Linked DNA regions of Homo sapiens: region 1 is linked to region 2. Evidence: read pairs that join two places in POLR2A ChIA-PET (ENCODE). Cell type or tissue: Caco-2. All regions are shown on one strand.

Region 1 (8,000 bases), 270 kb after region 2:
ACATCCCTAATTTACGCCTGAAACAGAACTCTTGACCTCCATCTCCAAAATGCTTCTCCCTTCCTCCTGCCTTCCCCATGTCAGTAAATGGCCCTCTTCTCTACCACTTGCTTTCACAGAGATGACTGAGCTGTCATCCTTGATTCCTCCTTTCCCCTACATTACACCAGCAAGTCCTCATTGTCTCTACCTTCAAGATACATCTGGGCCAGGCCACCACTACTCATCACTGTCATGCCTCCATCCTAGCTCAAGGCACCTTCATCTTCTGACTAAAGCAGCCTCCCAATTAGGAGTCTTGCCTTCTACTCTCGCCTCACTCCACCCTGCAGCTAGAATGATCTCGAACACAAGTGGTTAAGTCAGTAACTTGCTCAAAACCATCCACTGGGTTTTGAGCAAGAATCAAAATCAAATTCCTCACCAAGGCCTAAAATGTCCCATATAACCTGGGCCCAGCTTATCCCTACCTCATCTTCTCTACTCCTCTTCTTTGCCTAGCAGCTTCAACCACCCTGTTGTCCTACCGTGTTCCAACTCAGGACTTTTATACTTAATGAAGTCTCTGCTCCAATGTCACCTCCTCAAAAGGCCTTCCCTGATCATCCTTTCTAAAACAGCAACACACACACCAATCATCTGACTTCCAAGGTTATGCAATTTTTTTTTTTTTAATTAAAACAGAGATAGGGTCTCCCTGTGTTGCCCAGGCTGGTCTCAAACTCCTGGGCTTGAGCAATCCTCCCAACTCAGCCTCCCAAAGTATTGAGATTACAGGAGTGAGTCACTGCAATCCTTATTCTCTCACTCTACTTTATTTTCTTCAGAATATTTATCACCTTCCAAAATTATGTTTCATTTCTACTCCACCCCCCAACCCCCAGTCTCCACTAAAATATAAGCTTCAGAGTGAGAAGAAGTTCCTCTTATCTTTCATTACTCTATCCCTAGCTTCAGTAATAGTGTCTGGCACAGTATTTGTAGAATGAATGAGTTTTCCCAGTCTCTATTATGTGCCAAAATATGCACTAGGTGCTAGAGATACCTCCAGCTGTTGTCATCTCTCCTTCCCTTCACAGCCAAACCTTTGGGTAGTGTCCTCAATTTCTCATATTCAGTCAGAATTTAACACATTGCAATCTGGGTCCAGCCCACTCCTTTGAAACTGCTCATTAAGTTCCACAACCTTCCCTATTCCAATGGCTCAAGCCAATGAACACGGCATTCCTTATCTTCTTGACCTTTCTGTAGTGCTATTGACCATATTCTTCTTCAGGAAAATCATCTTCTTAAGTTTCAACACCAATACTCTCACCTGGTCCTCCCATTCTCCAGGCTGTTCAGTTAGTTTCCTGCTCCTCCAATGCTCAATTCAGTTTCCTTATCTTCTCAATCCATGTATTTTCAACATCACTGAGCAATCACTCTACAACAATGGACACCTCTTAGCCTAGTCCTCATGTTCACATGTTCAAATCCCCCTGGACATCTCTACCTGGATGTCCCTCAGGCACCTCAAACCTAACATGCCAAAACCAAAGTCCCTTCTCTTTTCCCTGCTTCCTGCACCCACCCCTGAAAGCATGCTTCTCTGTCCTCTATATGCATCATGATGAATGGCAACGCCCAATTAATCAAGCCAGAAACCCAAGTTTTCTTAGACTTTTCATTCTTCCACAATCCTCATGCTTAATCGATCACCAGATATGACTCTTACTCACCTCTACAACTACAGCAATTATCTTTTCTTGTGGTAATGAAACTGTCTCCCTCCTATACCTTCCTCCCTGCAGATCCATCCTCCAAAGTGCTATCTTTCAGAGCACAAAAATCAGATGTTACTCCCTGGCTTAAAATTACCTAAAAACTCACTCCTCATCACCCTACCCTCTTGACAAAGCTCATCTCCTGGCATTTATCCCTCCCTTTCTGCCTCAGCAATGCTATCTATGCCTTCCCCCTACACCACAAGCCTGGCAATCCATCAACTATCATTATTTTTTGAGATGCCTTTATAAATTCACCATCAAAGTATGGAGCCTCTGTATCTGTTTTTTCCACTATATCTGGTAAATATAAATTTATTACAGTTCTTACTACACTGTATTATAATCACCTGTCTCATAGGACTGAAACTCCCTTTTTTTGTCACCAGTGCCCAGCACATCTCCACAGAGTAAGTTTTCAATACATATTTATTAGAAGAATCGATTAAAGCAGAGGTCAGCAAACTATGGCCCGTGGAGAAATCTGGTCCCCTATCTGGTTTTGTACAACCTGCTAAGAATGGTTTTTACATTTTTAAATGATAGGGTGGGGGGAACTTAGAATATCTGGTGGTGCCTGAAAATTATATGAAATTCAAATTTCAGTGCCCATAAAGATTTACCAGATCATAGTCATGTTCATCTGTTTATACAAAGTCTCATGGCTGCTTTCATACTACAACAGCAGAGTAGAGTAACTGCAATCAAGACCATGTGGCCTACAAAGCCACATTTGCTATGTGGTTCTCCAAAGAAAAAGTCAGATGGCTTCTCAACTAAACATGAATGAACATGGGCTTTGGTCTGTGATAGAGTTTGATTAAAAATCCTGGCTTTCTCTCTTACTACCTATGGGACCTACGACAAATAACCTAACCTCTCTGAAACTCAACTTCCTAATTTGTAAAAGGGAATAACATATGCCTTGCTGGGTGGATCTGAAATTTTAAGCCTTTAAACTGAGGTCTCTGCTGTAGGAACCAGTCTAAAAGTTCTTGGTACAGAGCTTAATGTTAAGAACCCAAACCCAGGTTTGAATTCCAGCTCTATCAAACACTGTGCCATCTTAGGGAAGGTACTTAACTTCTCAGTGCATTAATTTCCTCATCTATAAAACTGAGATAATGATACATATCTCATAGGACTGTTTAGAGAATTAAATGAGTTGGTACATGTGAAATGCTTACAACAGTGCCTGGCACATAGTAAGTATTCAATAAATATTAATATAGCAGATGCTTGGTTAATATTAGTTTCTCCCCTTGCTGCCTCTTCATCTACTCTACTTCCCACCCCCATTCCCAAGAAGCCTACTTTTTTTTTTTTTGAAATGGAGTTTCACTCTTGTTGCCCAGGCTGGAGTGCAATGGCGCGATCTTGGCTCACCGCAACCTCTGCCTCCTGGGTTCAAGTGATTCTCCTGCCTCAGCCTCCCGAGTAGCTGGGATTACAGGCATGCGCCATCACACCCGCCTAATTTTGTATTTATTTATTTTTTTTTAGTAGAGACGGCATTTCTCCATGTTGGTCAGGCTGGTCTTGAACTCCCGACCTCAGGTGATCTGCCTGCCTCGGCCTCCCAAAGTGCTGGGATTACAGGTGTGAGCCACTGTGCCCGGCAGAAGCCTACATTTTTAAAGCAGACAGACAAGTAAGTCAACACTCACATGACAAGTGCTATTATACTATAAAAGATGTCTTCCAAGTCAATACACAAGCAGGGTCCTCCTCTTAGCTCTCTGATTGGGCTGACCCTGACTCCTCTGCTCTTGCTTCTAAATATGAACATACTTCTCCCTTCTCTATGCTTTCATCCTTAGAAATCTAGCCTATCCCCAGGCTTCAGTAAAGAAGGCTATGAAATTCTTAAATCTAGCCCCAATTTCTCTCTCCTGAACCCCAGAGTAGTATTTCCCACTTCTGATTTCTACCTAGTGGCCTACCATCACCTTAAATTCAAAACATCAAAAGCTGAAAATGATTCTTTTTCCTGTCTCTCCCCTCCTAGATGCCCAATTTACTACAAGAACCTGCAATTCTTCCAGCACTCTGGCTGGCTGTCCTGCAATTTATACTTTATTCCTTGCTCTCTCAACAATAAGCCTTTATCTTAAGGCATCTTTTTTCTTTCTGTTCCTGTGACGATTGACTAATTCAGATCCTTTTTATTTCAAGCTCAAGCTCATTCCAGCAAAAAGGTCTACAGGTCTCCCTGCTACAGGCACAGGCACCAATCTCTCACATACTACCATAACAATCTGCTTCAGTGATACCAATTTTCATTGTTCCCTTTCTCTGCTTAAAACTTTTAATGCACTACTCCTTCCTCTGTCCCACAATCTGTATGGGAAAAGAACAAGACTGACCTTCACATGACAATCAAAATCCTTCACTTATCTACCTTGCTCCCACCTTCATTTCTTATCTTATCTACCGTGATAAAAAATACCATCACCTTACATTTATGCAGTGCTTTATCTAATTTAGAAAACCTAACATGCACCGCCATTTCATCTTGACAAAGGCCTTAGAGAGTAGCTAAACAGGCATTAGTGTCCTCCTTTTACAGATGAGAAAACAGACTACTAGCATTGAACCCAAGTCTAAACAAATAAGTCCCTGTCCCACTTCACCCTTGGAACCTTAAGTAAGTCCATCAACCTTTCTTTCTTTTTTTTGAGACGGAGTCTCACTGTGTCGCCCAGGCTGGAGTACAGTGGCGTGATCTCGGCTCACTGCAACCTCCACCTCTCGGGTTCAAGCGAGTCTCCTGCCTCAGCCTCCCGAGTAACTGGGATTACAGGTGCCCACCACCACGCCTGGCTAATTTTTTTTTTTTTTTCTTAAGTACAGACACGGTTTCACCATCTTGGCCAGGCTGGTCTCGAACTCCTGACCTCGTGATCCACCCACCTTGGCCTCCCAAAGTGCTAGGATTACAGGCGTGAGCCACCGCACCCGGCCCAGCCTTTCTAATATACCTCACTCCCCCTGCTAACATACGGGAGTCTTCTGTTCCAGAAACTCTGGTCTCCTCACTGTTGTCCCACCTACCTCTCTCCAACACACTGCATGTTTTCTTAGTTCTGCACTTTACCTCCTACATTCTCTCACTTGGCGGATCCCCTTCCCCCAACTCATCCTATAAAAATACGATACTTCTTCAAGTCTTGAGTTTAAATGCCACCCTAAGGAAATCTCTTCTCTGACACCCAAATAACACCTCATTCCACTTGCCAACACTACAGAACTTGTAGTAAATGAGCTGACACTTTTAATTGCCCCAGTCATACAAGGGTTATTTTATTTTAAATACTTAGACCTTATTGCTTCAGTCATACCACATACTTTAGGAGGAAAAATTCTAAGAGTTTTCTAAATGCCTCATAGTACTTATCATAATACCTTGCACATAAGGACCCAAAGTTTTAGGTTAGACATCCAAGGCCAGTGTTTTTCAATAGGAGGTGACAATCCATGAATAGAATGTGAAATCAATCTAGAAGGTCACAACTAGTATTTTGGTTTTTAATGAAGCAGAATAGAAAACAAAGTATATGTTTCAAAGTAGTGATAAGTACTATTTTGCATTACTCTTGCTTCATTACATATGTATGTGACTACTGCATCAGAATATAAAATATATTTCTGTGTTATATTTTTTTAAAAGTTTGAGAGCTGCTAATGTATGTAGATGACCTAGTTTCTAGGCCCAAGGGTTTTTTTTTTTTGAGATGGAGTCTGGCTCTGTCACCCAGGCTGGAGTGCAGTGACACAATCTCGGCTCACTGCAACCTCCGCCTTCTGGTTTCAAGCTATTCTCCTGCCTCAGTCTCCCCAGTAGCTGGGATTACAGGCACTTACTGCCACACCCAGCTAATTTTTGTATTTTTAGTAGAGACGGGGTTTCACCATGTTGGCCAGGCTGGTCTCAAACTCCTGACCTCGTGAGCCGCCTGCCTGGGCTTCCCAAAGTGCTAAGATTAGAGGCGTGAGCCACCGCGCCAGGCCAGGCCCAAGGGTTTTACATTCAAACTAGGAAGATTCACCTTCCACCAAACCCCACACCCTTCAGGAAACATCAGTTAAATAGAGTAATAGAGTAACAGGGGTCAAGAAAGACAAAGCTTAAAAGAACGGTAAATGTAGGGAAAGTTTGTAAAGAAATGTTCTTAGAGATGTTTGGGACACAAACTGAGTATGTACTTTCCACCCCCTGCCATTTAGTTAGTCAAAAAGACCTTTCTATAGAAGCAGGGCTTCCGAAATGTGTTTCTCAAAGCATTCACAGTTCAACAGTCCTCAACACAGCCTACAATGCGAGGGTGTCCAAGATCTGGCTCGAACTACGCCAACTTCACTTCCTACCCCTTTCCACCCCAATCATTGCCCTCCAGCCACATGGCCTCTGTGCTGTTCCAAGAACATTCCAATTTCAGGACCTCTACACTTGCTGTATCCTCAGTCGTATTTTTTTTTCCTTTAAATCTCTCTCATTTAACTATGGCTTTTCCTTAAATGTCCATCTTCAGATAGGCTTTTCCTGACCACCCTATCTAAAGTAGCCCATACTCTGGCCGGCCATGGTGGCTCAAGCTTGTAATCCCAACACTTTGGGAGGCTGAGGCAAGGGGATTGAGCCCAAGAGTTCGAGGCCATCCTGGGCAACATAGTGAGGCCCCAACTTCACAAAATAAATAAATAATAGAAGTTTCTTTCTTTCTTTCTTTCTTTTTGAGACAGAGTTTTACTTGCTGCCCAGGCTGGACTGGAGTGCAATGGCGCAATCTTGGCTCACCGCAACCTCTGCCTCCCGGGTTCAAGCAATTCTCCTGCCTCAGCCTCCCGAGTAGCTAGGATTATGGGCATGCGCCACCACACCCAGGTTATTTTGTATTTTTAGTAGTGACGGGGTTTCTTCATGTTGGTCAGGCTGGTCTCGAACTCCTCACCTCAGATGAGCCACCCACCTCAGCCTCCCAAAGTGCTGGGATTACAGGTGTGAGCCACCGTACCCAGCCTCTGCTAAGCTTCTTTAAATATAAAAGAAAAAAATAAATAAAAGGTCATGAAACCAGTATATGTTAAAAAATAATTTTAAGGTGAAAAAGAAATGAAAAATCTAAGTTCTTAGGACAGAAACTGAAGCAGAAATCCACAGCCAAGTGTGATGGCTCACATCTGTAATCGTAGCACTTTGGGAGGCTGAGGCGGGAAAATTGCTTGAGCTCAGGAGTTTGAGACCAGCCTTGGCAACACAGCAAGACCCCATCCCTACAAAAAATATATATAGAGTGTGGGCTACTTTATTTACTTATTTTTTCAAAGAAACTTCTATTATTTATTTACTTATTTTGTGAAGATGGGGTCTTACCATGTTGCCCAGCTTTGTCTCAAACAATCCTCCTTCCTCAGCCTCCCAAAGTGCTGGGATTACAAGCATGAGCCACCATGGCCAGCCAGAGTATGAGCTACTTTAGACAGGGTGGTCAGCAAAAGCCTAGCAGACCCTCAACGCATAAATGTGAATATGTTTTTCAACTGAGGCATTTTTTAAATGAAAATTTAGCATTTGAATTAAAATATGATGAATGTAAAATTTAAGATTTAAGACTTTGGCTGGGAATAGGGACTCACTCCTGTAATCCCAGCACTGTAGGAGACCAAGGTAGGATTGCTTGAGGTCAGGAGCTCAGGACCTGCCTGGGCAACATAGGGTGACTCCATCTCTATAAAAAATACAAAAGTCAGCCGGACGCAGTGGCTCACGCCTGTAATCCCAACACTTTGGGAGGCCAAGGTGGGTGGATCACCTGAGGTTAGGAGTTCAAGACCAGCCTGGCCAACACAGTGAAACCCCATTTCAACTAAAAATACAAAAAAATTAGCTGGGTGTGGTGGCAGGTGCCTGTAATCCCAGCTACTTTGGGAGGCTGAGGCAGGAGAATTGCTTGAACCCAGGAGGTGGAGGTTGCAGTGAGCTGAGATCACGCCATTTTACTCCAGCCTGGGCTACAAGAACGAAATTCTATCTCAAACAAACAAGCAAAAAAAACAAAACAAAAGTTAGCCAGGTATGGTGGCACATGTCTGTAGTCCTATCCACTCAGGAGATTGAGGTATGAGAATCTCTTGAGGATGGGAGGTCAAGGCTGCAGTGAGGTACGATCACACCCCCACACTCCAGCCTGGGCAACAGAGTGAGACTCTGTCTCTTAAAAAAAAAAATTTAAG
Region 2 (8,000 bases):
AATTCCAGTCCCCTGCCAACGTACACTGCCATACCAAGATTAAATAGAGAAGGGCACCCAGAAGCATCTGGTTCGCTGTAAGCACTTGACAGCTATCAGCTATGATCATCATTTCTTCTTGCTGATGTTACTGTAACATTGTGGATGAAGCAGTGTTTGCCTTAATCAATGGGGGCGAGTTTGGAAGGCCTGCCCTCCAGGGATGTCTTAGTTCCAGGTGCTGCAATTTGCAGTCCTGGAAATGGAGAAAGGAGATAAGCCTGCAGTTTAGTGCCAACTGTGAAAGGTCAGTTGTGGGGGAGGCTGCTGGGGGCCTCTTGGGAGTTCTCAGAGGCCCTCCCCTCACATATGCACAGTATCTGGTGTCCCAGCCACCAAGTTCTGGAGACCTCCAGAATGATCGGAAGCTTCTGCAGGGTCCAGCCAGTGCTCAGGAACACTCACGGCCCTCCTTTTTCCTTTCCTCATTCAACATCCCCGCATTTCAAGGCTCTCTACCAGCATTTCTTTGTTCATTGTTCAGAAAAAAATGAATCAAGCCATGACTAGAGGCTTGAATTCAACTTTAAAAAATTGTATGGCTCAAAGGGTCTCTATCCAAGTTTTTCCCAAAAGATTATTCTCCAAGGAAAAAAGAAAACAAAATGGCTAAATCGCAACATTTTTTCAGTCTCCATTATCCCACGGCTCTCTTTACCCCTTGAGACACACAATCTTCAATAGTAAACAGGGCTGAAGTTTGAGGGCAAGGCCTAGAGAAGCTGTTTAATTTCTACCCCAAAGACAAACTCAGATTCTTTCACAATTTTCCCTCAGGCCAGCCCTCTGCTTTATAGGGCCAAACCACTGAAAGAACAAATGAATGCGAACAATTTGCCTCCCAGCAGCGAGCACTAAGATTTCCTACAGATACGAATTCCCAAGCAAACCCTGCCCAAAGATAATACAAATGAAGGTTGGGTTTATCGGGCTTTTTAAAGGGTGGCTGCCTGATCTTCTTTAGGATCTGAATATGTTTACACGGGGATTGGCGGGGCGCTTACTGACAGAGCAGTTTTAGAAAACAAACACAGGCCCCAGAACACTCATCAGTCTGCAGCGGCTCGGCCGCTCATTCCACAAATACTCACTGTGCATCCACCATGCGCAGCCACTGTGTGTGGTGCTGTGGGGGACAGAATGACAATGTGTCTTGGGAGGTGGCCTCAGCTATAGGTAGGGAGGACAGGGCTTCTGTCCCAAATGGTAAATGTCATAGAGTGGGGGTGTCACCGAGTGTGGGGGTATTACAGAGTTAGGCCAAGAGGTGGGATCTGAGGTAGACCTCGAAGAGTACAGATGGCAATTTCCACAGGGCAAGGCTCTATTCTAGAACCAACGTATTCATGTTAATAAATAAGCAAGGGTTTTGAACTGAAAGGACCTACGACACTGTTTTCCTAAAGACGCCTTCGGAGGCGGGCATGGCTACAATTTGTCTTAAGTCTCAGGGGTCAGTGATGGTCACCCACTGGGGAAGGAAGGGCATGCAGACAGCCCCCCCAACCCCAATATCTGCAGGGTTTGGGACAAGAACATAGATGCAAGCCCATACGCTTACACATGTAAAAGTTATAACTCAAGCTGACAAACTGTTAAATACATTCTCTCCTCCTCCCTTGACAAATATGAATGCTACGAAAAGGCCAGGCTCGAATTTAGAATTCCCAGACTCCTGGGTTCTGTACCAGAATGCGGTGGTGGTAAGAGAGCCTGATCTGGCACCCCCACCATTCCCAGTTCCATCTTGTCCTATGAGGTCTTGGGACCACACATGGAAACATCCCAGACATCTCAGCACCCCCATCAAAGCTCAGCCCCAGGCAAACGCGAGCCCCCTATCTCAACCTATAGGTGTGCACACCAGTGGCTTGGTGCACGTCCAGGGAAGAGTCAGGCAGGCTCTCAAGCCTCAGGATCCCATTCTTTGGATCCTCAGCTCCGTGGATTCCTGGCCTGGTCAGGAAGGAAGTGGTCAGGGTGGTCAGAGCAGGGCCCTCCAAAGTAGGGTCCAATGCAGGCCCCCCCTGCTCAGGTCTAAGGGTACAGTGTGCACAGGCAAGGATTTGGCTCACTGGACTGTGAGGCACACTGTGTCGTGTGGTTTTGATTATGATGATACAGGCTAACCTTTATCCCAGATAATGAATACAACATTAGTCTGGTTTCCACTTAATCCTCATCAGCCCTACTGAGTTTAGTATTGTTGTTATTCCCATTTCACATATGAGGAAACTAAGATTAGAGAGATTTTAATTTATCCAAGGCCACACAGCTAGGGGTTGTGGAGCCAGGATTTGACTGTTATACTGAGTCTCATGGCCTAAAAATACTCAGAGGAAAATCATTTCCTGATCCCGAATCATGGAAAATCAAGAGCCGGAAGGAACCATGACATTCATAATGTGGAACCCTCACTACGTGGCGGGAGGGGGCAGGTAGCAGAGGAGAAATCCAGGGTCCTGATTCCGGGGCAGTCCCCACGTGGGCAGCAGTGTGTCCCACAGAGTTCAGGAGGGCAGCAGCACCTGGTGGGTATGCTGTGCAGTGGGCGTGGGCTCCCCAGGGGATGCAAGGGGAAGCCAGTCAGGGTCAGGCAGGGCCAGAGCAGCCCCGTGGGCATGTGTGGCCAGCAGCTGGCACCACAGCCCTCTGTGAGCTGAGAAGGTGACCTCACTCCAAGGGGGGCCCTTGGAGCTATTTTCTAAAGCTGCTGCCTTTGATGCTTTCTTCAAATCCCATGAGCAAAGTGGCAAACTTGGGTGGGGAAGCCCCAGAATCTGGCTGCTGTGCAACTTCATTCTGTTTCCAAACAGCGGTGTGGGAGCTCAGCGCCCACTCCAGTGGGCAGTCCGAGGATGCCCTGGAGCTAAGCCGGGGAACCTGTTCTTCCTCCCTGCAGCTGTGCTGGACAGCCAAGGCCTTGGTAGGTCAGGAAGGAGGGATTTTTCTTTTTTTAAATTAATTTAAAATATTTAAAACTAAGGTGTAATATGTATACATAAGCAAGTACACAAATCTCGTGTGCGGCTCAATGAATCTTTAAGACAGGATTTTGTTCTGTTGCCCAGGCTGGGGTGCAATGGCTCAATCAGAGCTCACTGTAGCCTCGAACTCCTGGGCTCAAGCAATCTTCCTGATTCAGCCTCTCGAGTAGCTGAGACCACAGGCATGTGCCACTACAGCCAGCTAATTCTTAAAACTTTTGTAGAGATGGGGGTCTCACTACGTTGCCCAGGCTCTAGTGAATTTTTAATATGTAATTTTTTTTTTTTAAGACAGAGTCTCACTCTGTCACCCAGGCTGGAGTGCAATGGTGCGATCTCAGCTCAGTGCAAACTCTGCTTCCCAGGTTCAAGTGATTCTCCTGCCTCAGCTTCCCGAGTGGCTGGGATTACAGATGCCCGCCACCACACCCGGCTAATTTTTGTATTTTTATTAGAGATGGTTTCGCCATGTTGGCCAGGCTGGTCTCGAACTCCTGACACCTCAGGTGATCCACCCACCTCGGCCTCCCAAATTACAGGCATGAGCCACCAAACCTGGCCCAATATGTAAATATCAATGTAACCACCAGCCTAGATCAAGATGTAGAATGTTTTAAATTGATTATAAGTTGCAGAAGCAATGCATGAACACACTCTCCTTGTAAAGCATTAAAACATGAGCTGTGAGCCGACCCCTCCCAGTGTCCCGCCTACACACACAAGGCCCCACTGTTATATGTAATTGATTGTGTGTCCGGAAGCAGGGGCTTCCCCCTAGGCATTCCCAGGCCTCTAGGCAGCTGAGCAGCCTGACCCAACAGGTTTAGGGTCTTTCTCCTTGAACATTCTCTTCTGCCCATTCCCTTCCCCCACCCAAATCCTCCAACAGAGAAAGAGCCTGTGGATTTGGATAACACAACTGCCTCGCTGAGCTTCCTCCCTCCCCATCCTTACAACTGAAAGCGGTCTGACTCGGACGCTTCTAAGCTGTGGCTGCAGAGAACACAAAGAGCAGCCTTCGGCGCGCGGACGCACCATCGATGTACTGGGTTGGGGCGGGGGGGACGCCAACCGGCCCCAAAGCACATCGAAGCCAGAAACTGCCCGAACTAGTTACATTCCAGCAAGATTAGCACAAGGCCGGGCCTGCTCCTGCGCCCACCCCTCCTCCCCTCCTGAGCCATGAATAGGATTTTTAACTATTTCCCTCCCACTTGCTGTCCAGCCTCACACATGGACAATGCTCCCCGCTGTTTGCACATTAACCTCCCATTTGCCAGGCAGCTTCTCAGGGGCTGCAGATTAACATCCACCAACTCAGACAATCATCCCCGGGGAGGGGTGCAAGGGGCTCAGACAAAAGCTACAGACACTGAGCCCAGTCAATCACCGCACAGTGACCACTGGCCAACAGTGCAAGGGACTCCTGGACTCCAGACACACAGGAATCACCACAGGCGGCTCATTCCTGGCTCTGGGCACCTGCCCCACGTGGGACCAGAGAGGATACTCCCCTAATGCAGGCCTACAGCAACCAGAAGACATCCTCCCCACCCCATCTAATCTGGGACATTCTGGCCTAGGAGGGGCCCGAAAGGATCAGGGACTGAAGGGCTGGGAAGGCAGAGGGCAGCCTTAGGCAGGCCTCGCAGACCCAGCCCACCCTGTTTAGGCTTCTCCTTTCTCCCGGCAAAGCGGAGCTCTCAGGGGACAGAACAGGAAGCAGGTGCCTCAGGCCCCTGCCCTGGGGCTCCCTGGGAAAGCTGCCTGGTCTCTCAGCAAGAAGGGCCCCTGACTGAAGCAGCTTGTAGACATGATTCCATACATCAAAGCCATTTTCCTATTCCCTTGTGTGCAGGTGTGCACACAGGCATGAACTTGGAAACACAACAGCATGTAGGGGGGAGGGAATGGGGAGACAGCTGGACTGTGAGGTATGGGAATGGTCCTTCTATGTCCTAGGCCAGCAGCTCAGCCCCTGCATTTGTATTAAAAATCTCCTCCAGGTGATGCTCATGCACCCTGGTCCTGAACCAGAGGCCCTGGAAGTGAACAATCGCATGCATTAGCTGAGGATCCTGTTAAGATGCAGTCTGGGTCAAGAGGTGTGTCGTGGGGCCCAGGATGGTAAGTTTCTAACCAGCTCAAGACACACTCTTGAGGCCATCTCAGTGAGGCCTCAGACTGGGCGCATCATCAGAAGGGCGATCTCTCTGTATGCTGCTTCACCAAGTAGTTGTCTGGCTACAGTTTCCACCCTTCTCGAGAAAGGTCACCACCTCTCAAGACAGCCAGTTGCAGCTGCGGACAGCTCTGTTTGAGTCCTTCCTCATATTAAGACATCCAACAGTGACAATCTGAAGTCTTTCTTCTCTTGACCTGGTAGTTCCAGACCCTCAGAAGACCTTGTGGCTTCCACTCGTGTTTTCCCCACATACCTGTGCCTCCTCATCTAGGCCAGTGAGGCTGTTTTTCTGAGCTTCATTCTCTTCTTAGTACTAATGCCAGACAGGGTGGGGGCAGGGGAGCAGATCTCAGTGCAGATTGGCGAGGCTATTTGGGTAGGAGTGAGAATAGAGCCCCCAACGGAAACAGAAACCAGAGTTCTAGCCTGGAGCAGTTAACATACAAGAAACTTAAGGACAATTAAAAAGCAACAACCACAATTAACGTGGTTTACACAGGCAAAACTCATTAATGTGGATCGGGGTGCTGGAGTTTACCTTTGCTAGGCAAACCCTTTTTACAGACAGTACAGATTAATTGCAAGCAAGACTCCAAGGGGAATATCTAAATGGCTATGAAACAACCTTCAAGCCCCCCCAATGCAGGAAAAAGCACCACTGACCTACAAGGGACACACAGAGGACTTCGTCCAGGGAGCCCCCTTGCCAGTCTGGCTTCAATTCCTGGTGAAGTTCAGAAGCAATAAACCTGTGCTCCTTTTGAAAGGTTTTATAATTCAGAAGACCCCCTAATTCACACTAACATCCACCCCAAGTCTGAATTAATTGTGTTACCCAGCAGTTCTGCTAAGGAATCACTTCATCATCACTGCTGCAGGGAAAATTTGAGCGGGGCCGATGGTTTGCAGTGGCAGCAAGTCTACAAATGATTATCCCTAATGAGATGATGCGAGAGCAGCCTCAAATAAGGCACTCCTCCAGCTGCCCCGTGCCCAGCTGGGCTTCCTGCCCTCCCACCCGCTCCAGGCCATGAGCCCTTCATGGGGCTCTCATGGCAAGAGGGGCCTGGATCTTCCAAAGGTGAAACCATCCCAAAGACCCAAGGGCTCCCACTCAGTCTCCTGCTGCCACTCCCTGCCCCACTGCAAGGTCACACATGACAGTGGGGTCTGGCTGAGCTAGGACTGAATCCTGACTGTACCCCTTACCAGTTGTTACCTTGATCTAAAGTTAATCTTTCTGAGCCTCAGCTCCCACATGTTGAAAAGGTATTAGTATAATCCAGTTCCTAAGATTGTGTGGTGGTTTAACTGAGTGAACGCTTAGCATGCACAGGGCCTGGAGTAGGTAAACTCTTACGATGGTAGTAAAAAGGAGGAAGATTTCTTTTAAGGACAGGGAGATGGCCCCTCTTTCTTTGAGGCTCCAAAGCTCACTGTTCTTCTGTTGTGACACTAACCTTTCCCTGCCTTGAGATCAGTTCCACTACTTGTGTTGTTGCTCTGGTGGACCAGGAAACAGACAGTTCCTATATAAGGTCATGGCCCCACTCATCTTTTACTTACCTACTGCAACGTTCAACCCAATCCTTGCAATTAGTAGGAACCTGATCAATATTTCTGCATTGACTTGCCAGCATGAACCAGCCTACTCAGGACAAAGCATGGAGGTCGTAACCAAATGGGTCAAACAGCCAACAGACCAGACCTCCCCGCCCCCGCCCCTGTGAGCAGGTTTCTGACCTTACGAACAACAGCAGTTGCGTTTAGGTAAAACGACAATCACACTTCTGACTGGCTGTCAAACTATTCATGAAAATGGCCACCAACTTCCTATTTTTTAAATCAAACACTAAGCCATATGTCTGCTACACAATGAAAAATCCCAAACCTATGTGGTTTAATAGGCTTTCCAACATTTCTTCAGAAGCCTAGATCTCTAACGTTTACATTTAAGGTGACACTGGCTCACGGTCTGTTGTTCCATAGTCTTATTGCACTGTTTACACATCCTACCTCATTTTTACAGAAATGGGTCATTAGGCCAGGGACCACCTTCTTCCATGTCATGACATGCTTTGGTTGGGAGTGGCGAAGGTCTAATTTTAGGCCGTCTGAGAAAGGGCCTAAAATTTCCTAAAGTAAAGCAATAGAGATCAAGTTTTTAGGTTTTCTGAGGTTTTAAAACCAGAAAGCCATTCTGTTTCCTTGAGCTGCCATCCATTCAACCCTAGAAGTTGCAGCCTGCCGTTCTGGGCTCAGAGAAGGGAGGACTAATGCTCAGAACAGTTTCCCTGGGGAGCTGGATACTAGGTGCTGAGGTTGGGCTCCCTGGCAGGCACAGGCCTCGGGGAGCTTGTGGTAGGGGCTGCTTGGAAACCACACACTTACTCTACTCTGATGACACTGTTTGTGTGCAAGCATTTCTAGACTGTTCTTTGGAAATGGGCTGTAGAAAACATTCATTCCTTCAAAACACACCGCTCTTTTGTGGTCTTTTATTTCCCCCTTCTTGGCTTTGCTACTCTCCTGGGAGTCAGAGGCTCCCCAAACTCCCAGGGAAGGGATCTCTTTTGGAGAGGCCATGCAGAGGGGTCACACCGAGGCTTGGGTCACACCGAGGCTTGGGTCAGGGTAGTAGAGTGATAGCAAATGCTCATGTGGAATTGTCTGCCTGAACGGGTGGCTATAAATTATCACAGGGTATAACTGCCCGAGACCACGTAGGTGAATTATCTACAAGTCCTGCGAATGCTCAGGACTACAGCTGCCATGAATATGGCTTCAAA

The links. Peaks named below come from ENCODE experiments on the same cell type or tissue, not always from the same donor. Only the 100,000 strongest peaks of a DNase experiment are listed, where the experiment ranks them.
Region 1: POLR2A ChIA-PET joins it to region 2 with 10 read pairs; 4 of 35 experiments call an interaction of 5 or more read pairs at or near these places.

The regions. Positions count from the first base shown.
Region 1 is chr2:84,983,326-84,991,325 of GRCh38, reverse strand. All of the region lies in intron 1 of KCMF1 (potassium channel modulatory factor 1), which reads right to left. Among named protein-coding and RNA genes, the nearest start is that of KCMF1, 16 kb to the right of the region's middle. In Caco-2, no CTCF peak of the experiment used is centred here; no DNase peak of the experiment used is centred here.
Region 2 is chr2:85,252,297-85,260,296 of GRCh38, reverse strand. All of the region lies in intron 3 of TCF7L1 (transcription factor 7 like 1), which reads right to left. Among named protein-coding and RNA genes, the nearest start is that of TCF7L1-IT1, 70 kb to the right of the region's middle. RefSeq lists enhancers at 1-464, 465-1,187, 3,356-4,079, 4,080-4,802 and a silencer at 897-1,191. In Caco-2, no CTCF peak of the experiment used is centred here; DNase peaks (open chromatin) are centred at 946, 3,836, 4,126, 4,756 and 2 weaker places; H3K4me3 peaks cover 928 bases.